2 separate regions of the Homo sapiens genome follow, and region 2 is linked to region 1. Evidence: chromatin contacts called from ENCODE Hi-C or POLR2A ChIA-PET data. All regions are on one chromosome and are shown on one strand. Each heading gives the region's core, a stretch centred on a gene start or an enhancer-like site at or near the end of the contact. The rest is flanking DNA. Distances are from core to core; before and after follow the strand shown. Region 1 overlaps GBF1 (golgi brefeldin A resistant guanine nucleotide exchange factor 1). Region 2 overlaps GBF1 (golgi brefeldin A resistant guanine nucleotide exchange factor 1).

What was found. A loop is a pair of places that touch in the nucleus more often than their neighbours do. ChIA-PET counts read pairs that join two places held with the same protein, here RNA polymerase II (POLR2A). Pooled maps may share reads with other maps.
Region 2: a map of PC-3 shows a loop between it and region 1 (2.4-fold over the local background). The contact joins two enhancer-like sites. A Hi-C loop is called at or near these places in 2 of 168 maps with a recorded cell type or tissue (PC-3 and heart right ventricle), 1 of 37 single-sample maps with no recorded cell type and 5 of 50 pooled maps. POLR2A ChIA-PET finds 5 or more read pairs at or near these places in 8 of 52 experiments (A673, GM12878, MCF 10A and 5 more).

Annotation. Positions count from the first base shown.
Region 1 is chr10:102,298,518-102,301,557 of GRCh38, reverse strand. All of the region lies in intron 3 of GBF1 (golgi brefeldin A resistant guanine nucleotide exchange factor 1), which reads right to left. Among named protein-coding and RNA genes, the nearest start is that of GBF1, 55 kb to the right of the region's middle. Within about 2 kb of position 1,474, at least 2 of the 41 ENCODE cell types and tissues checked have a DNase peak (open chromatin) inside an H3K27ac peak, as active enhancers do; they include endothelial cell of umbilical vein, where a contact is called at or near this core.
Region 2 is chr10:102,341,506-102,344,545 of GRCh38, reverse strand. It overlaps GBF1 (golgi brefeldin A resistant guanine nucleotide exchange factor 1), which reads right to left. Exons shown (of 40, transcript NM_001377137.1): 4 at 364-495. Among named protein-coding and RNA genes, the nearest start is that of NFKB2, 53 kb to the left of the region's middle. Within about 2 kb of position 1,410, at least 3 of the 41 ENCODE cell types and tissues checked have a DNase peak (open chromatin) inside an H3K27ac peak, as active enhancers do; they include endothelial cell of umbilical vein, where a contact is called at or near this core.

The sequences.
Region 1 (3,040 bases), core at 225-2,724:
AGCTGCCCAGTCTGAGAAGTGAGGAGCCCCTCCGCCCGGCAGCCGCCCCGTCTGGGAGGTGTACCCAACAGCTCACTGAGAACGGGTCATGATGACGATGGCGGTTTTGTCGAATAGAAAAGGGGGAAATGTGGGGAAAAGATAGAGAAATCAGATTGTTGCTGTGTCTGTGTAGAAAGAAGTAGACACAGGAGACTCCACTTTGTTCTGTACTAAGAAAAATTCTTCTGCCTTGGGATGCTGTTAATCTATAACCTTACCCCCAACCCCGTGCTCTCTGAAACATGTGCTGTGTCCACTCAGGGTTAAATGGATTAAGGGTGGTGCAAGATGTGCTTTGTTAAACAGATGCTTGAAGGCAGCATGCTCATTAAGAGTCATCACCACTCCCTAATCTCAAGTACCCAGGGACACAAACACTGCGGAAGGCCACAGGGTCCTCTGCCTAGGAAAACCAGAGACCTCTGTTCACTTGTTTATTTGCTGACCTTCCCTCCACTATTGTCCTGTGACCCTGCCAAATCCCCCTCTGCGAGAAACACCCAAGAATGATCAATAAATACTTAAAAAAAAAAAAAAAAGAAAAGAAAATACTGATTCTCTTATATATTTTAAACCACTGTCCTAACAAACTACTCTTAGCATAATTAACGAGAACTAAAACACAAAACCAAAATAAAACAATAGGCTAGTCAATTTGGCATTGTCTCCTCAAAGCCACAAAAGAGTGATGTTCCTCAACAGCAATCAATAACTTAGTCACATATGTACAACAAGCTATAAAAGAAGCAAACTGAATGACGACGGAGCTTTGCTTGAAATTTAGTGTCACTGTTGTAAAGAAATTAGGAAAAGTTAAGTCACTGCTAAACCAATGCCCTGTACCAGGAACCACAAACATTCCCCTTTCCCCCCTGCTTCCTGAATTCTGGCGTCATTAGGTAAAAATGAATATACAGACCAGTAAGTGCCAACTAACATAGCAAGCATTCTAAGGTCAGAATCCTTTTTACCATTTATTTAACTTGTTTTGATTCAGGTTGTGAGTTCCTCTACAAAAGCACCACCCCACTTGATGGAAAGGTCATGGTTTCACTTTAGAACCTCTTTTTCACTGCTAGTGTAACTACAATGCCACTGCGACCTTAACTTTTTTTTTAGCTGTTGAATAATGCTTGCCCTACTGCTATCACTGTCTAATCCAGAGACTATGGCTGGCAGGAAGAAATGCCTCTGGAAGCTACAGCTGTTATACAGAACAGCTACCATCTTCCAAGTATAAGAACCACTTCCAGCTCCTTCTTTGACCAGTTTGCTCAGTCCAAATTTCAGATCTAATCTGAAGCCAGTGAAAAGAGCTGTGGCTTCTAAGACCAAAGCTATTTTGTTGAAGAATACTATCAAGGGAACTGTATATGCAGCCAGACAAGAAGTCAGTTGCAAGATACTCCAGAAATACTAGGCCTAATCCTCCACTGTCCAGAAAACCTCAGATCCCCTGCCAAATCATGTGAAAACATACTCCACCTGACTCAACAGTTACTCATTTTTCTCACATTTACTGACCATACCCATGCAGATGGTGTGAAAGTTTATTCTATCCTACTTTAAATGAATGTCACCATATTTAATATCATACTTTTAATAACAATGATAAAATAACAATAATAAAAATAATTTAGTATATAGTTATGTACTGTATAGTAGGTAGTACACAGGTATGTGTAGGTTTTGTTACTGCCCCATTTTTTACATTTATTTTTTAATTTTTTTGGGACGGAGTTTCGCTTTTGTTGCCCAGGCTGGAGTGCAACAGCGTGATCTTGGCTCACCACAACCCCTCCACCTCCCGGGTTCAAGCGATTCTCCTGCCTCAGCCTCCCAAGTAGCTGGGATTACAGGCATGTGCCACCATGCCCTGCTAATTTTGTATTTTTAGTAGAGACGGGGTTTCTCCATGTTGGTCAGGCTGGTCTCGAACTCCTGAACTCAGGTAATCCACCCGCCTCTGCGTCCCAAAGTGCTGGGATTACAGGCATGAGCCACTGCGCCTGGCCCTTTTTACATTTATTTTTTTAACAAATTAATGTATAGTAAATGGATTCCTTGGGGAAGCGTATTATCTATGAGTTTTAACACATGTACTAACTCATGTAACCACTACCACAATGAGGATACAGAACAGTTTCATCTCCTCAAAAATCACCTCATACTACCCCATGGTAGTCACACGCTTTCCCCACCACCAACCCCTGGCAATCATGCTTGTTCCTGGTCACCACAGTTTTGCCTTTTCCAGAATGCTATGTAACTGGAATCATTCACTCAGCAGAATGACTTTGAGATCCACCTAGGTTATTGCATGTATCAATAGTTCTTTCTTATTGCTGAGTAGTATTCCATACCATCCTCATTTTATGGTAAGTGCCTCATAAGGCACTTAAAGTACAGCAAGGTTATGCAACCTGCCCAAGGTCATCAAGGTGAGGCCAGTATTCAAAGCCAGTCTGCATGGCTTTAGAACCTATATACACTCTTAACCACTATGTTATACTGCCCCTATTAATCTAAGCTCTTAGAAGAGGGGGATAGTAGTCCATGATCCTGATTTAAACATTAAGAGCTTTTCTAGAACAACAGAACAAATGAGTTTCATATTTACCAAAAATGAGGATGAGAATAGTCAAGACTTCTAGTGACAATTCCAAAGCTCTCAAGGGATCTTGATGTAGAGGTAAGAGTAGGAGGTATAATCAGTGAAACAGGCCTAGGTTTACAGTCCCACTTCTGTGACTTACTAAGTATGTGACCTTACACAAGTTCTTCACTTTTTGGAACCTCTGTTTCCTCTTCTATACAATGGGGATAATATTACCTTGAAATATCCTTGGGGGAACTCAATGAGATGATACATACAAAGTTCCTGATACAGAGTATTATTACCACCTATATTGAGTAGAGACAAAAAGAGAGGCCAAAATGCTTACGAAATATACGAGTATTTATTAATCTCTGAAAGATTTAGAAGGCATGGTCCCTG
Region 2 (3,040 bases), core at 161-2,660, 43 kb before region 1:
TCACACCACTGCACTCCAGCCTGGGCGACAGAGTGAGACTCCATCTCTAACTAAACAAACAAACAAACAAACAAACAAACCTAACCAAACTTCCAAGAGTAAGGTACCATACCCTTAACTCTTTCCAAAGCATAGAGAAGCCAGAGTGCCAAGGAAAACTTCTTCTCTTGCCCTTCCCACCCTGTACAACGTGAGTCAGCTAGCATGATGAATAACCAACAACAATCCTATTTCTCTTCTACAAGAAAAGAGGTGACTGGAAAAAATTTCCCACTATCACCAGCTCATTGCCTAAGGCCTGGGCACCCCAGGAAAGGTGGGAAATGAAGTGCTGTGGTCATGCAACAAAGCCTGAGCTCTTACCTATGAGTGCATAGGACAGGAACTTGTTGACAGAGGTGAGTGCCAGTCCAGTGATAGGGCCAGTGGTATCTTCAGAGCGAATCACTTCCAGAAAAGGTCGAAGGAATACATTGGGCTCAATTTCTGAGAGTTCTGCAAGAAAATACACAGAAATGAAGAGGTATCATCTAAGAGAAAACTAAACCCTGGAAAAAGTTTCTTGTTTGTGCCATGAGGCTAGAGGTCTTTGTTGTTGGGTCAATCTTCTTCCCTCTGGATTACCTTGAATCAAATCCCAGACACTGTATCATTTTATCTGTAAAATTTTCAGCATGTAGATCTAAAAGATTAGGAATCTTAAAAAAAGAACAAAAACACAATATTATCTTTTTTTTTTTTTTTTTGTCAGACAGAGTCCTGCTTTGGAGTGCAGTGGCATGATCTCAGCTCACTGCAAACCTCCACCTCCAGGGCTCAAGCCCCTCAGCCTCCTCAGTAGCTGGGACTATAGGCGTCTGTCACCATGCCCGGCTAATTTTGTATTTTTAGTAGAGATGGGGTTACACCATGTTGCCCAGGTTGGTCTCGAACTCCTGAGCTCAAGCAATTGTCCCTGCCTTGCCCTCCCAAAGAGCTAGGATTACAGGCGCGAGCCACCGTGCCTGGCCCACAATATTATGCTTAAAGAGTTAACAAACAGTTAAAATGGTAAATTTTGCATTATATGTATTTTATCACAATTTTTAAAAATTAACAATAATTTTTCAATATCATCAAATATTGTGAGTCAATTTTCCATGCCCATTTCACCACCCTCCCCTGTGATATAAATAGGTAACGTCATCTTGGGTAGAGCCAATGCGACCCTTAGGTCCCAAGGTGGGCTCCTGTCTTTATGTCCTTTGCTGTTATGGTCAGGGTCACTTCTCTTAGAGAAAGAGTGCAGCATATTCCAGGAGGGTGAGAGGAAACTCTGAGGTTTATAATCCCTTGCTGAGAAAAAAGTTTAACAAGAACAAAAGGCTGAGCAGTCTCTTAGTCATGGAGGCAGTCTGTAATCTTGGAAGTTCGTAACCACTGTCCGGCCTGTTTCCTGCCTAGAGTTAGCAGAGAACTAACTGCTCTGAGATGAAGGGGCAATTGATAATCTTTATTTTACAGATGAGAAAAGGCTCAGATAAGATACATGATTAGTCCCAAATCACACAACTAATATGCAGAGCTGGGATTTGAACCCAGCCTATGTGGTTTTAAAACTTGTAAAACCCCTTCATCTATTCTACCTAAATAGATGAAATTTTACTCCTGAATTTAGAAGATTCCATTCTAGGTCAAAGAATACTACACTGTACTTACTCCCTACCTTACTCTGACCAGAATTTAAATTTGTTTTTCTAGATTGTGCTGTGCTTTCATCTTTCAGAGACCAGCTCCCTAAAAGGCTTCCTAAAGAGACCAAAAGTGTTTAGGGATGTGATCTAGGCTGCCCCACCTTTAGAGACAAAAGGAAGCAGGGTTTCCTAAGCACCTTCATTTTCATGCAAATATAGGGAGCTGCCTACTCAGTTCCTACCACCCCCACTCCTCCCTGGGTAAACATTCCCTGGGCCCGGCTGCTCCTCAGATTAACGCTTTAATTAATTGGCAGATTGGGTAGCATTTTCCAAGCTTGTCTGTACAGTGATCACATCAGCTGTAAAAAAAACCTGCTTCTCTTCCCCTACTACCCCCACCTAGAGATGTAAAATTTACAGAAAAAACCTAGAGAAGAACGTGTGTGTGTGTCTGTGTGTGAGTGTGTGTGTGTGTGTGTGCGTGTGTGTGAAAAACTGAAATACATAACGTACTTTTAAAAAGCACATAAAAGGGCCGGGCACGGTGGCTCATGCCTGTAATCCTAGCACTTTGGGAGGCCGAGGCGGGCGCATCACGAGGTCAGGAGATCGAGACCATCCTGGCTAACATGGTGAAACCTGGTCTCTACTAAAAATACAAAAAAATTAGCTGGGTGTGGTGGTGGGCACCTGTAGTCCCAGCTACTCGGGAGGCTGAGGCAGGAGAATGGTGTGAACCCAGGAGGCAGAGCTTTCAGTGAGCTGAGGTCACGCCACTGCACTCCAGCCTGGGTGACAGAACAAGACTCCGACTCAAAAAAAAAAAAAAAAGTACATAAAAAAATGTAAAGTCATCTAGTCTTGCTGCTTTAGGAGCATGAATTATGTACAATTTGGTTTGTTATCTTAAAAGTGGTCATGAGGTATATTTGACATATAAAAGTCTAGAGGAAAAAAATCTTTGAGAATCGGGACAGGTACAGATTTTCTGTGATTTCATTTAGTTGCTACAACTATATACTTGCTTCATGTCTTCCTTCACGGTAAAAGAGTAGGGCAGTTTTATATATGGGGTCCACACTTCTAGGGTGATGTGCATTCAGCCTCTTTTTGCTAATTTGGTAAAATTAATTCTTTTCTTTAAATGAATGATTTATACAGCATGTAATTTTACAGCCAATTTTCAGACTGGCTTCCTTCATTCAACATGATGACTGAAATTTTTCCAAGCTATTGCATATATCAATAGCTTGTTTCTTTTTACTGCTGAGTAGTATTCATTGCCTGTATGTATCAGTTTCTTTATCCATTCACTGGTTGAAGGACATGTGGGATCTCCAGTTTGGGGCAATTATGAATGGAGC